Linked DNA regions of Mus musculus: region 2 is linked to region 1. The links are chromatin loops, found by intact Hi-C in ENCODE. Cell type or tissue: left cerebral cortex. All regions are shown on one strand. Each heading gives the region's core, and the rest is flanking DNA. Links, peaks and the distances in the headings are about the cores only.

The links. A loop is a pair of places that touch in the nucleus more often than their neighbours do. Peaks named below come from ENCODE experiments on the same cell type or tissue, not always from the same donor. Only the 100,000 strongest peaks of a DNase experiment are listed, where the experiment ranks them.
Region 2: a loop joins it to region 1, with 2.8 times the contacts of the local background. A loop is called at or near these places in 5 of 42 quality-filtered maps.

What each region holds. Positions count from the first base shown.
Region 1 is chr14:79,130,833-79,139,737 of GRCm38, reverse strand. The region is part of intron 37 of Vwa8 (von Willebrand factor A domain containing 8); the gene reads right to left. It overlaps Gm30970 (a long non-coding RNA gene), which reads left to right and starts at 4,521. Exons shown (of 2, transcript XR_383637.4): 1 at 4,521-4,851. In left cerebral cortex, for the core only: a CTCF peak has its summit at 4,737 (motif pointing right); a DNase peak (open chromatin) is centred at 4,731.
Region 2 is chr14:79,219,829-79,228,733 of GRCm38, reverse strand. It overlaps Zfp957 (zinc finger protein 957), which reads left to right. Exons shown (of 3, transcript NM_001033215.3): 2 at 4,871-5,355. Among named protein-coding and RNA genes, the nearest start is that of Zfp957, 23 kb to the left of the region's middle. In left cerebral cortex, for the core only: no CTCF peak of the experiment used is centred there; a DNase peak (open chromatin) is centred at 4,870; H3K27ac peaks cover 478 bases.

The sequences.
Region 1 (8,905 bases), core at 3,303-5,802:
CTTCCCAGTGGCCTTGCTCTGCTCCTCCACCACCCACCACCCAGGAAGGTCTTGGCCTCTAAGCACTTGCCTGTATAGAGTGCTGGCAGGGAGCGATACTGCTGTTTATGGCAAAATACAGGTGGAAAACATGGCTAGGACATTTTATCAGGGGAAAGATGTATAATGAGTACCTGAAGTAAGAACAGGAGTTTTTATATGGTAAAGTTTAAAGAAAAAAGTTTATTTTTCACCTTCTGCCCCACCACATGTGTGCAGGTGCCTGTAGAGGCCAGAAGGGGGCGCTGGAGCTGGAATTACAAGTGGTTGTGAGTCACCTGACACAGGTGCTAGGAACTGAACTCAGGTCCTCTGGAAGAGTAAGTAGCAAGCATTGTTAACAATGAAGCATTTCTAGCCCCTGTGAATCTTAAAAACGAATGTTACTGTAATGTCTGCCCACTTGAGCGGGGCCAGCGCTGCTGTGTGGTAGACTACTGCTTGGAATCGCCATTCAATCCTATGTCCTGCTGCACCTGGGCCATCCCAGTTAGCACCAGTTGTCTGAGGATAATAATAAGAATGATTATTAGTTGTGATCAAACCATTTTGTTCAGAGGGCTTAGAGGTGAGGAAGAGCTGAAGAGGTTAGTGAGACCTGAGGTCCTTGGCAGGGCAGATCTCCCTGCTCCTATCACTAAAAGTCCAACTAAGTGATTAAAAACAGTGCCTTCAGTCTTAACTAATTATTGCATGCTAGTTATCATGGCTGGTTATTACACACAGCTTAGCCCTTTAGGGGAGGGAACTGTGCTATTTGGGTACTAAATTAAGCCTTGTTTCTTGGCACCAATCAACATGGGCAACACTCCTTCGGTAGAAGGGAGAGACTAGGAGTTAGACAGACTCCCCAGAAGGCAGACACACAGACAAGGGACCAGGCTAGGTAATAAAGACAGTAAACTTCCAAGATGACTGCTTCTTCCTCAGCCTCCTGACTTGAAAGAAAACCTGGTATCTTAAAACAAGAGCCTGGTGAGATTTGTCTCCCACCAGCAGGCTACCCGGTGATGGACTGGCACGATAAGTTCAAGGCTGGATCAGAACATGTTACAAACCCGTTGGGGGGCCACTCCGTCACCCTATCCTTCTTCAAACTGACCAGCCCTGAACTAGAGGAGGGAACTCTGCAGACTTAGAACTCCAGCTCTCAGGAGAGACGGGCTTTCCAGCTTCTGCTACGCAGAGGGCATTTGTCTCTGTGTGTCTGACATGTGTATGTTTCCTCACCCCCAATAAACATACTTTTTTTTTTCAACTATTGATTTCAATGATTGATTTCTCCACTGCTGTACGTTACACTCGAGACAGAGAACGCAAGTGTTCTCTATCCTTCTCCTCGGGGGTCCTTTTCCTAACTTGATGTAGTGCTCATGGATGCTGGAAGAAGCTCTAGGGCTGCCACTCCCACAGAATGCATTATAAGTAAAATTTGGCCACTGTAACTCTAAAGAACCAAACATCTAGAAATGAATAAATCTACACATGCCTTTCTACTTACTGCAGGCAAAACTCAACGTCCTTTTGTAAGTCCACCCAGACACATCTCATCAAAAGTTGATGAGTGTGTGTTACCATGCGTTATATTAAAGCAAGATTTTTCCAAAGCCTTGGGCGAATCCTTGGAAGGTCTTGAAGAGATTTTCCTCTAATCTTTATGTGAAACCTAAGAAAACACAGAATGAAGGGGAGCAGCTTGCCTGTTCTGAGTTTTCTAGAATCATCAAATGTATTCTTTGTCCATAGACATATATTGCTGGTATTTAAAAACAAAACAAAACAAACAAACAAACAAACAAAAAACCAAAAAACAACTCTTCAACATGGTTAGAAGTATAGCATTGTAACTTGTCCGCCTGGATTTAAACCCTGGTTCTTGACACATAGCCACGTAAGGCCCTCATCTACAAGAAAGACAAAGGTGCCTGTCTTATCCACAGTGGCACTGTAGGAAATCACACAGAATCGCTTGGAAAAATCCTTGGCCTCACCATACTTATCTAGACTAACCATTATTACTCTACTCTTTCTGAGAGTAAAAGATATGGCATAGTGTGAATCATCTATTTTTTAGTCGGCATGTGTTAGGTATATATCATAGTAATATTAGCACTGGGAAAATAAGTCAGGTTTTAATCAAGAAGGCTTTGTGAAATTTGAGTTGTGTAAGATTCCGCATTCTGTCCAAATCATTTAATTCCCATGACCTCCTTTGGGAAGTTCAATGTTGCTGCAGATATTCTAAACACCAAGCTGACCCTTCCTACCTCGGGCAGCCAGGCAGAGACTGCAGCACCCTCTTGTCGCCTTGCAGCTGGACTGAGAGCCTCCTCCCCTTACAACTCCTGAAAATATGTTTGCTCTCAGTGTCTAAAGGCATGGCATGAAGGGGACTTGAGACACTTCCAGTGGCGAATAGACCACATGACTGCTCCCAGCAAGACTTAAGAGAGAAAGATATCTTACGAGAAAGAGAAGAAATATGTTCAAGTGCCGATGGAAAGGCCGCTTCCGCCTCCCCCACCCCTGCAAATTCCAAATTCAAGTTTGCACTTCAATGTCTTCGGCTTGTTTCTTGTCAAGTTCAACATATTTTAAGTCAGATAATACCAACTGTGATATTTCTTATTTATTTATATGTTTCTTGGCATGCCTCTAAAAGAAAGGAAACATGTTCCACAAAACGCAAAGAAGAGAACGTGTACTGCTTTCTGTCTCATGGAAGCTTTTAGGAGAAGTTTCTTGTATTTCATTTGTAGGGTTGGAAATGAGAATGGATCTGTCTGCTGAGGAACATGCAGTCATTCGTTAACTCAGTCAGCCCACGGGCCTGCTACTGAGTGCCACTCAGAGGCCTGGGCTGTGCACAGAACAACACCCCCATTACAGTCTATAACCTTACACAGACCACTGCTAATAGTCACTGCTCTCCATATTGTGCAATTTCCACTTTGCAGGGCAGGAAAGTAAAACTCAAGCACAAAAACAGCTCATTCATTGACACACACAAAACTGTTAACGCTAAGCCCAGTTCTTGCCAGTGCAAAAGCCAGACTGAGCTGATCTGTTATGCTGGCTTTGATAGAGAATATGTTCTTAAGAGTCCCAGAGTTCTCTATTCTAAAGCACACCGTGGCAAGAAATGTGTCTAAGGCATCAGTGTCTTCCCTTTTAACTCACGTGTAGGACAGATGTACAGGAATCCACGTACATCAGCAAGGCAGCATTTGCAAGGGACCACAGCATCCTCAGAAGCCCAGGAACAGGTGCTGTACACACAGACAGTTGTGAGCAGGGCTCAGAGAGACTCAGAGATTTCCTTGTCACAGGACACTGGTAAATTATACAATCCCTCGGAGGCGGCAGTTTCTCACGTGTAAATGGGACTGACCGCATGGCCAGCATCACAAGGGTGTTGTTAGGAGGAGGAGTGGTGCTGACAGGGACAGGTCTCTTGCCTTCCCCTCACCTAAGCTTCCTGACAATGGCAACAAGGCACACTGTCTTCTTAGTTACAGAAGAAAATAGTCCCATAAAAGACCTCGGAGCAGATGGGTCGCTGACTGACGCTCTACTTGTGACAAAACCTGGGACCTAAATGCAGATGGGAAGCTCTTATGATACGTAAAAAGAATGGAAGTCATCTTTTGGGTAAGTGGAGATGGGTTTGAAAAAATGATCTAACCCACAGGTAACCCACTTCGGCACTTTTGGTAAGGCTAAACACACAAACCACTCAAATACAAACCCACAGACAATAAGCTTCTCTTAGATACACCAGGATATGTGCAGGTAAAGGGTCTCCCTTTTAAAAGAAAAATTTTAAAAATCCAAAACCTATTATTTGCCACCCTGAAGACATTCCTTCAATGGAAGTCTAGTGGATGTAAAGTCAGTATAGGGAATTGTGCTGGCACTGAACATGTGAGAACAAGCTGGCAATTCGGTGATAAATAAGTATTTATCAAAGATTTCAGGCTCAGCCGGCAAAGCTAAGCTCATTCTGAAACCCTGGCAAGATGCTAAGATTTCTGCACAGTTAGGGGCGAGGGGCTCTCCCAGTACCTCAGGAACAGGCCTCCGTACCGTGCTCGCACCCCATGTGCAGCGCCAGGTTTCCTGAGCCTGATTGCTACTAATTAGGATGATTAAAAAAAGATTCCCTTTTTTAGTGTTTGGAAAAAAAATCTTAAGAATTTTTGGAAACTTGAGCTTATGATATTTATCTGGTTCAGGTTTTAAAAATATTTCTATTTTTTTTTCTATCAACAGCTAAGCTTTCTGAAATAGCTCTTCCCTTGACATTACTGGGGAGATGGGCTTTATTTCCCCAGAAAAGTAAACAAGAGAATAAAAACAAGGTGACTCAAAGGATGAGGAAGTGTGGTGCTCTGCAGAACAAAAGGGCCTTTCACAGTATGTCAGAGACTCAACTGTGGGCTTTCCTGAATGTAAACACTGTTCAAATGGCAAAAGGAATTTCATCTATGCCTATAAAAGGTCTCAAACAATAGTTCTTGCTTGAAGCTACATTTAGCACACAGTAAAACAACCTTTTCCTCAAATAGTCTGCCCACAGACCTGCAAAGTTTGATCATCCCAGGAGATGAACAATTCTCCATCACTCGCAGAGCGAAGAGCCGCAATCGCAGCTTGTGGAGGAGAGGCTGCTAAGGGAAGACATGGCCAGGATGGACAGACAGCAGAGGGCAGTCTTCAGGAGCAAGGGATGCTGAGGCGCAGTTTACACCCGCAGCCGGATGCTTTGCACTCAGTCAGAGTTTAAGGCCCACAGAGCACATGGCTCAGGAGGTAAGGGTCACAGAAATGGAGCATTAACAGTTTAAACCAAAAGGAGCAGCAGTTAAATGAAATATTTCCCATTATCTATACATCTCTTCATTGCAGCAAGCTAAAATGGGCACCGATTATAATATTCAGTGGAGCTATATGCCAATGAACAAATTACATCATTATTATAGAAACACCAAAAGTCTTTCCTTACCCGGCTGATTTTGCAGCCATTTTTCTATCACTGTGTCAGCTCTAATCCTACACAGCCAACCCTGAGGTTCTTCTCTGATGAAAATTCCTAAGAAATTCTCTACAGAGAGTTTGACAACAGTGTCAGAGATTGTTTAGATTTTATGTGAAGTTTTCTATTTTCAAATAATGCATATCAAATTCTACAGGCCCCTGTTATTTGAGATGGATGTGTGTGTTGTGTTGGGGTGGGAGACGATAAGAGGGCTCAGGGTCAGGGTTTCTGTGCCTCTGAGGTTAGCTTCTATGACATTCTTTTTTGTGCCTCTATGCCTGGGTGTGAACAGGGCCAGCTTTTCTCAGATCACAAAGGACACTGGAAACACTCTATGATTTATGAGCTTTTTAAAACTGGTGACACCCAAACATTAACATTATCCATTCAGTGAAATGTTTTCTATGCATGGTTCAAGTCTTATCACTTCCATTTCATCCAAAGAACACTGAGGCTTGTACAGGCAGCTGCTATGGCCACACAGTGGGTACAGGGAGGCCAGCATTCACTCTGCTCTGCCCTATTCTAGAGCTTCAAGGGTTATGGCTGCCTCTGTCTCAAGCTACTCATAGTAATGAACAGGTGTGACATAAATGAGCCAATGACTTGGTTTTAGAAGAATAAACTAGACACTATCCATAGCTTTGTTTCCGGTTTGAGAGGAAAGGTGTGGCCCTTGGAGTTTGCCTGTCACATCTCTTCATCTGGCAGGGAAGACTTGCCAGTCTGGCTGGGAAAAGACAAGGGCACCAATTGGCCTACACAGTACAAGAAGACAGTCACTGAGTAGTAAATATGCAGGAGTGTCTACCTGGTGTCTGACTTACCTCCATAAGGAGGACTTGCGCGCCCTTCTCCTAGGCTCCCACCTGAGGTGAGTGGTCAGGTCAGGTCTTGGAGGGACACAGGGACATCTGCTTTGCCTTCTCAGTTCAAGGCACACCCCCCAACCCCTGCTCAGTTTCTACTACTGTTGCACTAAGAGGACTTCAGGACTGATCCACTTATTAATATTTACATTCAAGTAGACTAGTATTTTGAGAGGCATCTGATCAATAATCATTTTTTAACAGTTTATTTGAGTTGAGAAGGTGCCAATGACAGATAAGCTCTAGGTCATAGCCTACACCAACTGACAACCTTAACATCTCAAATTGCCTGCAACAACTTAAGAGCCAGTAAGTAGTAACTTAAAAGCCTTTTTCAAGGGGCCAGGGAGATGGTTCAGAGAAAAGGCGCCTGCAGCCAAGCTTAACAACCTGCATCTGAGCCCCAGAACACACATGGTAGAAGGAGAGACCCAAGTCTCCCAAGCTGTCCTCTGACCGGCACACACACACACACACACACACACACACACACTCACACACACACACACACACACACACACACACACACACACACACTCACACACACACACACACACACACACACAGAGAATTTTAAAAAGCCTATACCTCAAAGACAACTCAAGATCAGAAACTATAACCTCTAAGTGTATCAAACATTTAAAGAACTGAGAACAATTCTTTATGAACTCTTCTAAAGAACAGAAAGAGAGGCCATTTGTCAACTGACTCTATGAGGCCAATATGGCTGATGCCAAAAACTAGAAAGACATTGTATTAAACAAATTCTATAGACCAACATCCAGTGAGGTGTGAACATCTTTCAACAAATTGATATGAAACTGAACCTATTACAGTAAAAACAGGATTATGTATTATGACCAAGTGGGCTTTAAGCTGGGAATGGAAGGTTGAACTTATGCATAAAAATATACTACTATAATTCACAATTAATAGAATAAAGGGTAAACTATGTGATTATATTAACAGATGCATAAGTAGCATTTGAGGAATTCATGACAAAAATGTTCCACAAATGAAAAATGGAAGAAAATTCAACAACCCAATGAAAGTCATGTATGAAAACTTCAAAGATAACATGACAACTGTTATCCCACCATGCCCACCCAACACTATACTAGAGAATCTTGTCAGGACTAGGAAAGAACATAAAGTAAAAGATGTTCAGATGGGAAAGAAAGAAGTACACTGCACAGACTTGTATAAACAGAATATCTTCGCCATGTGTGGCACCTCATGCATGGAATCTCAGCACTTAGGAGGCCAAGACAGGAGATTGCTCTGAGTTCCAGACCAGCCTGTTCTACAGAGTGAGACTGTATTTCAAAATAATTAGTTGGGCTGGAGAGATAGCTCAGCAGTTAAGAGCACTGACTGCTCTTCTGAAGGTCCTGAGTTCAAATCCCAGCACCATATGGTGGCTCACAACCATCTATACAGCTACATTGTATTTATATACATAAAATAAATCTTAAAAAAATAATTAGTCAATCAACAACTGACCAACTAACTACAAATAAATATAAATAAATAAGAAATTCCAGGGGTTCTACTAAAAACTATTAGAACAAGTTATTGGAACAGCAAAGCTGCAGAACAGAAGATCAATAACTAATATTATTTCCATATGCTGATAATGAACATTCAAAGATAAAATTAGAAAAATATACTCAGTGGCATTAAAAAAGATAAAACAGCCGGGCATGATAGCACACACCTTTAATCCCAGCACTCGGGAGGCAGAGGCAGGCGGATTTCTGAGTTCGAGGCCAGCCTGGTCTACAAAGTGAGCTCCAGGACAGCCAGGGCTACACAGAGAAACCCTGTCTCGAAAAAACAAAAAACAAAAAAACAAACAAACAAAAAAAGATAAAACAATGTGAAACCTATACTCTGCAAACTACAAACACTCTTGGAAGGAATGTAAGAACCCCAATAAATATAAGAATATGGATACTCATGGCCTCGATAAACAGAACATGCATATTCATGATCTACCAGAAGAGTTAACGGTGCTAAGGTAGCAACATCCTCCACACTCACTTTATCTTTATTAATATCCTGCCTGGCTCCTGGTAGGAACCAATAATCTAGTTCTAAAATGTGTATACAAATAAATGCAAGGGAACCAAGACAGCCCACAGTGTTGCGGACTCGTGCTCTCTCATTTAAAAACTCAGTAAAAAGTCACCATCATCAAGAAAGTGTAATACTGACGTAAGCTAGACATTAGTGGGATAAATGGAGAGGCCTTGACTTCATGGTTAGACGGCTTTGTACCAAAGCCATTCAATTGTTTTACAGTGCTCAAAAACAAACAAACAAACAAACAAACAAACAAACAAACAAAAATGGTGCCATGACAACTGGATCTCCATAGACAAAGAATTAACTTGGGATCCCTATCTTATAACATACCAAAAAAAATTAACTCAAAATGGGTCAAAGGCTTAGACGTAAGTCCTAAATCTATACAACTCCTAGAGACACAGCGATAGATATTTGTGATTTTGGATGAGGTTACGAATTTTCAGATATGACACCCAAAGTATAAGCAACTGTCCTAGCTAAATTTATGTCAACTTGACACAAACTACTCTGGGACGAGGAAATCTGAACTGAGAAAATGCCTCTGTAAAATTGGGCTGTCGGCAACCCTGTAGGTCATTTTCTTAGTTAGTGATTGATGGGGGAGGGTATAGTCCATTGTGGGTGGTGTAACCCCCGGGCTGATGGTTTATAAGAAAAGAGACTGAGCAAGCCATGATTAGCAAGCCAGTAAGCATCACCCTTCCTTGGTCACTGTATCAGTTCCTGCCTCCAGGTTCCTGCCTTGTTGGAGTTCCTGTTCTGACTTCCTGCAGTGAGAGAGAGTGAAGTCTGAGCCAAATAAACCCTCTTCTCCCCAGCTTGCATTTTGGTCATGGTTTTCTGTTGCAGCAATAGAAACCCTAACTGG
Region 2 (8,905 bases), core at 3,370-5,869, 89 kb before region 1:
ATCGTAGCCTAAACAAGTCAGGGATAGCTGAAATGAAACTGTTAGGTGCTGGGCCTATATAAGCTTCCTGGCTCATAGATAGGGGGGTGGGGTGGGGTGGTTGTGTTGGTCCAGATGAAGTGAAAGGGGAGAGATCTGTCTGCCTTAGGGTCTCCCTGACCTCATGTCTGTTCTATTAATCTATCAGTCCATATTACTCCCTGCATCCAGCCCAGGTAGACAGCAAGCGTGCTACGCACCCCTGGTGACTGTCTAGATTGGCAGAACCGCCTTGCAACTCACCACGTGTAACCTGGATTCAAGTCCCTGTAACTTAGAAAGCCCTAGACACAGAAAACAAAATGCCCAGTGTTTGGCCCTGGGCCACTACAAATCTCAGAGTGTTAATAAACCAATATTGGGGCCACACAGATGAGAAAGCATTGATTCAGTAAATACTTCATGGAACATAATTGTGTTAAAATCCAAGGAATCTGCCACGAAGGTCTGATAGGACCTCTAGTCTGCTAATGTCAACAGAGTCCCTTGGTTACTTCCTGCCTGTAATGAGCTCAGCTCCGTGATAAAATGAGTCCATCCTGTCCCGGGACATGAAGTCCCCACGAGAGGCCAGCATCTCACAGACTAAATGTGGATGGTCTCCACCTTTCTTTTTCAAACAAACATCCAAGTTAGATAGGTGTGGATACAACAGAAGAAATTACCCTTGGGTGTGGAGCCTCTGAATAGCAAAGTAAAGTAACAGAGGAAGGAATTCTATGGCTTCTACTCAAGGAATCTGTGAGAAAGGCTAGAATCCCTCTTGGCTTCTGGAGAGGGAGAAAAATTTAGTCATCATCTAATTTTTAGGTTAAAAAACAATAGTGAGCTTCTCTCTCTCTTAGAGAAGAGACAGGGAGAGGATGGAGATGCATACAGGCATCTAAAGTAAAACCCCAAAGGTTTGTGTGATGTTGGGTGGAAAATGACTCCCCAAATCTCCTCAAGGGGTATTCCTTCTTCTAGCTCCTGGATTGGGTCTCACCTGTGAGATGACCTACAGCCTCCACAGTGATGTCAACACAGAAGATTTAGTTCTGTGCACCCATCTCAAGTCAGTGGAACAGTTCAGCTTGCTTCCTACAACATAATAGATGTTACAGCAGTTGTTTTCAATCCGTGGGTTCAAACCCCTTTGTGTGTGTGTGGTAGTAGCAGTTATGAGGTAGCAATGAAAATAATTTTATGGTTGGTATCACTACAATGTGAGGATCTGTGATAAAGGGTCTCGGTATTAGGAAGGGTGAGAACCACTGTGCTAGACTGAGAAGCAACAGTGTCTAAGCAGTGTCTCCTTGTTAGAATATAGACCCACCAGCCTGAGACTTCAGCACGCCTAGAACTTGGCAGTGGTCCCCTCCCCTTTCCAGATGAGGGAGGGTGCTGTCAGGGCCTGGCTTGGTTTATAATGACCTTAATGAGCAAGTGAGTGTTCGTCAGAAGAGCTTGGGTTCCAGTCCTTAAAAATTCTCAATATAAATATATTCTCTATATAGAATAAAGCAATTCTATTTTTTTTAAAGCTACAAGTACACAAGTGTACTTACTATAAATATAGAGTAGAGGCTGATTAAGGATGGGCGACTTTGCCTCCAAAGGACAGTTGGCAATGTCCGCAGACATCTTTGCTAGGACTGCCACAGCATCCAGGGTACCGTGTCTGCAGCTTCTTAATCACCCACATCAAAGACCCACCGGCCTTCTGATTCACTGAGTACTGCCGAGGTCTAGAGGCCCTGGCCTATGCACATAGAGAGGGATTCAAGCGCAATTGCTGTCCTTTAGGAACTCTTCTGAGTGGGGTATTGTGGGTAGTGACAATGCAGGAGGGACAGTGTGGCTGTGGCTGTGGCTGTGGCTGTTGGGTGTCTAACCCCTTCTGTGGTGAGCTGTTTACTATAGTCTGTGCTGTCTTGGGGTAGAAATGAATGGTAAGATTCTTTCTACCTTCAGGCACACCTGGGCCACACACGTGTAGATTGTGGTTCTGGTGGGAAGAGTTCGGAACGGGAAGACTGGTGCAGAGTAGCATGTGGCTGCTCTCAAGCTGTCACCTTCAGGAATCTTCCTGGTGTCTGTTTATCATTCTCTCTTCTTCCGGTCCCTTCATGTTCTTGGGAACTTGAACTTCTGGGCCAGCCTGGTGCCCTCTCATCTATGCCACATTCCACTGAGTGGCTTTCCCTTGGGTTAGAGTTCTCAAACTCTCTGAGTTAGTCTCATCATTGAAGACACCTTGCTTCTAGAGTCAAATTTGGAAATACTCGTGAATGAAAGAAAAGATGCCTGGGATTTGCCTCAGAATACTCTGAAGAGAGGGTGTGAGGAGACAGAGGGAGATGACAGAATCTGGTTTGCTAAGGCCCTGGATGACAGTCTGCCGGTGTTTATTTTATCAGTTGCTGTGAACATTTAGAAACCGTGTCTGGCTTTCAGAGGCCAAGCCTCGGGTAGTTGCCAAGTAGAGAGAAAGCAGTTCTCCTCAGCTCTCTTTTGGAGGGTGTCTGAGCATGGGCCTGGCTCAGCAGGAGGCTTTAACGTCCTCCTGCATACATGGAAGGTCGGAGCGCCCATCTAAGGGTGGCCTGGGAGCTAGCAGGGACGCGACATTGGGACATTAAGGGAGATGGGTCTGTCAGGATGTGCCAGAGGTAAAGCTGAGGCACGGGACAACCCCTGAGAGCTGTCTGAAGGAGCCCCTCAGGGTGCAGGCCAGTCTGCAGTCCACCGGCTGATGTGGCACATAATATGGCAGTGCCTAGGACTCCGGGGCTCAGAGAAAGATCAAATCAACATGACGTCCTGGAGCCTTAAAACCAAATAAGAGTGTCTGGTTCCCTTCCGCCTCCTCAGCCAGGGGCTGCCAGTCCTTGGAGTTGCTATCCGCCACACACTTCTTTCATCCTGGGGACATGTGCCTTCTTTGGGTTCAGGGTTTACTGCCTTCAGCTTCAGCTCAGTATAGTCCTCGTACGGCCTCAAAGCCTGGACGTGGGCTCAGCCCTTACCAATCTCTCCTCAGCCTCTGGCTTCCAACAGCAAGCCAGCGCACTTCTGGTGTCTGTCACAGCTACTTGAGTTTGTCGACAACTCTTTTCTCCTGTGAGGACTGACTTGGGTCTGTGTAGTGGATTACAGGGGAAAATGACACTGTCACTCCACCATGAAGAGGCAGAGCTGCTGCCCCTTCCCTTCATTTCTGAGCCATCAGGAGGTCGCAGAGGAAGCCAGGCCAGGCCAGCTCCCTGCTAAGTGAGAGGCAATTACCCCCTTTAGCCAGCTCACCTCAGAAATCACACAGAGAGGCCGCATGGGAAACAGAGGCTTAGAGATTAGGTCATAGACAGGCCAGCCGTCCCTGGGTCCTAGGAGAGATCCTTGAAGACTCCAATCCTGGGTATCTTGTCTGTAGTCCTATGAGAAAACCAAAAAAGTCACTCACCTGAGCCTTAGCAACTCACAGAAGCACAGGAGTAGTACACACTTGCTGCTTTCAGATAGTAAGGTTAGCTGGTACGTTTGGCAGCATTGTTCCTGGGAAAACTGTGGCTTCTAGCTAGTAGAAAGTCCCCTACAATAAAAACCCTCTACATTTTGTTCATCAGCCAGGGCTCCCTGAAGGTCCTCAGTATAGAAAGAGGGGGGAGCTACTACCATCACTTAAACATGGGTCAGACCCAGAACTACTGCAACCTGTGTTTCTTCCCCATGTGGTCGCTGACTTGGATGGAAAGGGAAAATCCTGTATCCTTAGATTTCCCTGAGGCTTCATCATCAGCTAAGAGGGGGTATCAGATCTCTGTCTCTCTCTGTCTCTGTCTCTCTGTCTCTCCCTCTCTCTCTGTCATGGGACATCCTCCTAATCATCTGGGACCAAGCCTGGACCTTTCTCCCAATGTGCATAGCACTTGGCAGTTACTTACCTAGTAGGATGCTGAAGCTAGACTTGTTTCTACAAAACCAGGGCCTTTGGACGGCTGGCCCTTCTACTCTTCTACCTCTGCACCTGCAGAAAGGACACCTCTGTTGGGTGGAATTAAGGGAAGTCTCCTTTCTGTCAAATGGTGGTCCAAAGGACAAATGAGGGGACCAAAGAATGGGGGAAAAATGGGGCACCCGTGTTTGTCAGCATCTTCTCAGATCCTTCATAAGTCCTTGAGGAAAGTGGAGTTACAGGGTTGCCTCATAGGCATGCAGATGTCATTGTAGAATCATGGCTTGACCCAGGTCAGCAAGGCCACATCTGCCTCTCGGTCGCCACACCGCATAAGCAGGCAGGTAGGGAAGATGGGTGTACAAGGTACAGCTATCACTCTCATCTGAATCCTAGAGGATGCTTTCCTTCCTCACCAGCGTGCTGGCTTGCTAGCCAGGGCAGATGCCGAGTTTTTAAGGATCAGGCATTTCTCGTATTTTACTTGAATTAAGTTATTTGGAGTCTATCCACAAAAGTGTCTAGGGAGTGGAGCAACAAGGGAAGAGGTCACAGCCATCACGGCAGGTCTGGAGGTAGCTACTGAATAGTTTATGTCTTAGGGACCTGTCCAGATGGCCCTATGGGTGTTAACTAGGGGCCCAGGAGACTGTGTCAAAGGCTATTCTATTTGGAATTGAAACAGAACCTGTTTCCGACACAGTTTGTCCCAGAAGATTTGCCATTCTCTCTCTCCTCTGATTCCTGGCCACCACCCCACCAAGCTGGGGGAAGGATCGCTCAAACGCCGGCACACTTGAGTCAGCTTGTAGTCGTACCTCTTTATTATGCACACTGGAGAGACCCACAGCTCGGGAAGATTGCATTTTTTAAGTCTTTTTTTTTTTTTTTTTTAAGGCTTTGAAATATGTGCAGGGCTGGAGGTGGAGAAGCAGGAAGCGAGGCCTGGCAGATGAGCAATGTTTCCTTGGAGACTTGGATTTGATTTCAGTTCTGCACAGAATACCCCTCAGCCTTGTCTGCTTCATTTTACTTTGTGAGGAGAGATGCGCGTATACCCTCTCAGTGCCCAATCCTTTGATTAACGAAGTTGGAATTGGCCAATGACAGGAGGCTCTGAGGAAGTATTTGTTGACCCAAAGTAGTAGTTTTCAGCCCTGGGTGATGACTTGGACACCTTGAAAACCTGTAGAGGAACAGATATGTAGAAGAAGAGTGTCCTGGATGAGACTACAGCTCGGTGGTTGAACACTGAATGGTACGCATGAGGTTTCCGTTCCAAGCACCAAGAGCAAAACAAAACCCCATAAAAACAATGGATGTCTTTGCTTGGACATTTTTCACCCATGTGACTCATGAAGTCAGATGCTGATAAACACCAAGTAAGTTATATAAATTAAAGCAGGTGTCTCTAATAAAAATGGAATGCCTACTGAGATGAGGCCCTGGATTTAAGAGAGGTGACTCAATGGTGAAGATGCTGGTGAAAATCCCGTGAGCCACTTACATAGAGCACCATGACCATAGTTTATGCGGATACCAAACTGTGGTTATTTTATGGTTATTTTCTTAAATGTTTTTGTTTGATGATTTACTTTAATTATGTATGTGGCTAAGTGGACATGAGTATGGGTGCCCAAGGAGACCAAAAGACATGTTGGATTTCCTGGAGGTGGAGTCACGCTGCACAACATGAACGCTAGGGACCTTGGGGACAGCATGCACCTTTAACTCACCAGCCCTTGTTATCAAATAACTTAAAACGCTAAAAACAAAAGAAAGAAAAAAATCTGCAGACTAAAATGCTACAGGGAATAAAAGAAAAGAAAACCTAAAAAAAAAAAAAACCCCACAAGATGTCTTTCTTAGCCACATGTTCTGGTTAAGTGGCTCTCCTTGTAACCTAAAAATAAAAACAACCCACCCCATGTATTCTGAACAAGATTTCAATGACCTTGGCAAGCTCTGGTATTCCTTTTCTCTGCTTCTTCCTTGTCCCTGTCGCCCCCACCGTCCCAACCCTCCTCAGGCAAGCCTGTTGTATCACAGCGTGGGGTCTGCTCAGGGTGTGGCCTCTCGCGACCACTAGGGTTTGTGAAGTTCCTACATTTCCCAGGCTATTCAGTATGGCTGAGGAAATTTTATTTGGAGGTGGCCAAGGTGCCTCTAGCCCTCGACCACAGAGGACAAAGAATAAAACCTGGGGCTATTTGGAGATGGCTCAGGAAATCTCTGTGGCAGGAGCTATACCACAGCTCATGCTGTGTGGCAAGGAAACCAGTCTTGGAGGCAGGAGATATGGACTAGACTATACTCCCCACTCTTCCAGACTGAATTCCTTCAGTGGCAGCTTCCTGCTTTCAACTCTGAGGGTCCAAAGTCCTGGACTCCTCTTCATTTGTGCTCCTCTCACATAAGTAGTACATTAGCAAATTGGCCCCAGTTTCAAAATACACTTCCTGCCATCTTAGCTCTGAGTTATTGATCTCCGGCCAACTGTCTTCTCATGCTAACCTTGGCCTTCGGAAGCATGTCCTATCTCTCTTTTTTTAAATTTTTGGATTTTTTGACATTATATCACTTCCCACTTCACGTTCTTCCTCCTAAACTTACTCTTCCTTGTTCTCTTTCAAATTCATGGCCTCTTCTTTACATTAACAATTATTACATACATGTATGTTTATATACAAACATATTCCTAAACAATACAACCTGCTTAGTCTGTATAATGTTACTTGTGTGTATGTTTTCAGGGCTGACCATTTGGTATTGGAGAATCGATTGGTGTGCTCTTTCCTGGGAAGAGTATTTCTCTAGATTTCACCATTCCTTAGCTCTTGTAGTTTTGTATATTTTCGAGGCCTCATGGTTTCTGCCCCCCCCCCCCCACACACACACACTTTAGCATGTCTGTTGTTTCCTGGTTTAGCTCATGTCTAGGAAGTCACGTTGATGAGACTTTATGGTTATAGTTCCTGACATTTCTAGGAGACACAGTTGCACAACAAACACCCTGGTTCTCTAGCTCTTACAATCTTTCTGTTCCATCTTCTAGGTGATTGTACTAGCTAGTTTTATTTGTTTTTTTTTTTTTCCAAGACAGGGTTTCCCTGTGTAGCCTTGGCTGTCCTGGAACTCACTTTGTAGACCAGGCTGGCCTCGAACTCAGAGATCTACCTGCCTCTGCCTCCCAAGTGCTGGGATCAAAGGCGTGTGCCACCACGACCGGCATAGTTTTATGTCAACTTGACACAGCTGGAGTTATCACAGAGAAAGGAGCTTCAGTTGAGGAAATGCCTCCATGAGATCCAACTTGCTTCTTGGTCATGATGTTTGTGCAGGACTAAGACAAATTCGTACCAGGAGTGGGGTATGCCTGTGACAACCTGACCATGTTTTGGGGAGGACTGTGGAAGGACTTTGGAACTTTGGGCTTGAAGATCCATTTGTTGTTAAGAGCTCTGTCAGATGTTGTGTAGGAGCTCGGAAGATAATGTTGAGAACAGTGCAGAAGATGGAGGTCTGGTTTGTGAAATTTCAGAGGGAAAATTAAAGACTCTTTTCAGGGCCATTGCTGTTTTGATTGTGAAGATTCTGTAGTTCTGGTTAGCTGGGGCTGAAGAATCAGCTGTGATTAACAAGATACCAGAACTACTAAAGCAAAAACTTTGCATTACTGGGACTATTGATGCTGGTTAGCTGGAGCTAAGAAATTAGCGGTGATTAAGAAGAGACCAGCATCATTGAGGTGACATCTTCTGGGAACTGTTTTCTGAAAGCACAAAGAGGCTGTGTTCCAGAGATAGCCAAGGTTGTACTCCTGCTGCAGCAGAACTTGGTAATGTGTAAGGGTCACCCAGGTTTTGAAGGCATGAAGGGTCATGCAGTGTTTTGGAGATGCCAGTACCATGAGATGACCACCAAGAGCAGCAGCAGCAGTAGTGGAGTACAGGCATCTGGAGCCTAGAGGACGCTGCATGTGCTACAAAGGGCATGGCTGGAGAAGTGACCCAAGCCCTTGGAGGAGCCCAGAAGATCGTGAGTTGGATCCCAGACATTGGATGGTTGGAGATTGATTTTTGCTTTTGATTGTGACTGTGCCCTGATATTTTCCCTCTTGAAGGAAGAAACTATTTTAGTGGAGCCCACAGTTAAGGAGACTTTTAATTGTAAAAACTTTGGATTTTAAAAGAGATGGATATTTTAAAGATATTGAAATTTTAAGAATATGTAATGATTGTGGGACGTTTAAAGTTATTTAGACCTTGGGGATGAATAAGAATGTAAGGGTTGAGGCTTACTAGTGATGTGTTTGTGTGTCAAGTTGACAAGGGGTCAATTGTACTGGCTAGTTTTATGTCAACTTGACACAGCTGGAGTTATCACAGAGAAAGGAGCTTCAGAGGAAATGCCTCCATGAGATCCAACTTGCTTCTTGGTCATGATGTTTGTGCAGGAATAGAAACCCTGACTAAGACAGTGATAGAGTTGTACTGCAGATGGATCTGACAGGACTGGGCTCCACAATTAAGCCTTTTAATTGGTCATGGTTTTCTGTAATGGTTTCTGCCTGTTGCAAAGAGAAGCTTCCTCCATGAGAGGTAAAGGCTACTCTTCTCTGTGGTTAAAAGAACAAATATTTAGGATGCAGTCGGGGATTGTGCTGGTTTAGTAAAGTGGTGGGTTAGATCCTCTTCTGGGATCCATGACTTCACTAGCACTGGGTAGTTAGTCGGTTAACTTTCCAGTACTAGGCATGGTGTTCCTCTTGTAGAGTGTTTTGAAGCTAGTGGCCTGAGCGACTTGGACTACTTTTGAGAATGTGTCACTCTTTGCAGAGCTTCTTTGCTTGACTGGTGTCAACCTTTGCTTTTTGAGAGGGGGGTCTCTCGCTGCAGCCGAAGTTTATTGACTTGGCCGGGCTACCTGGAG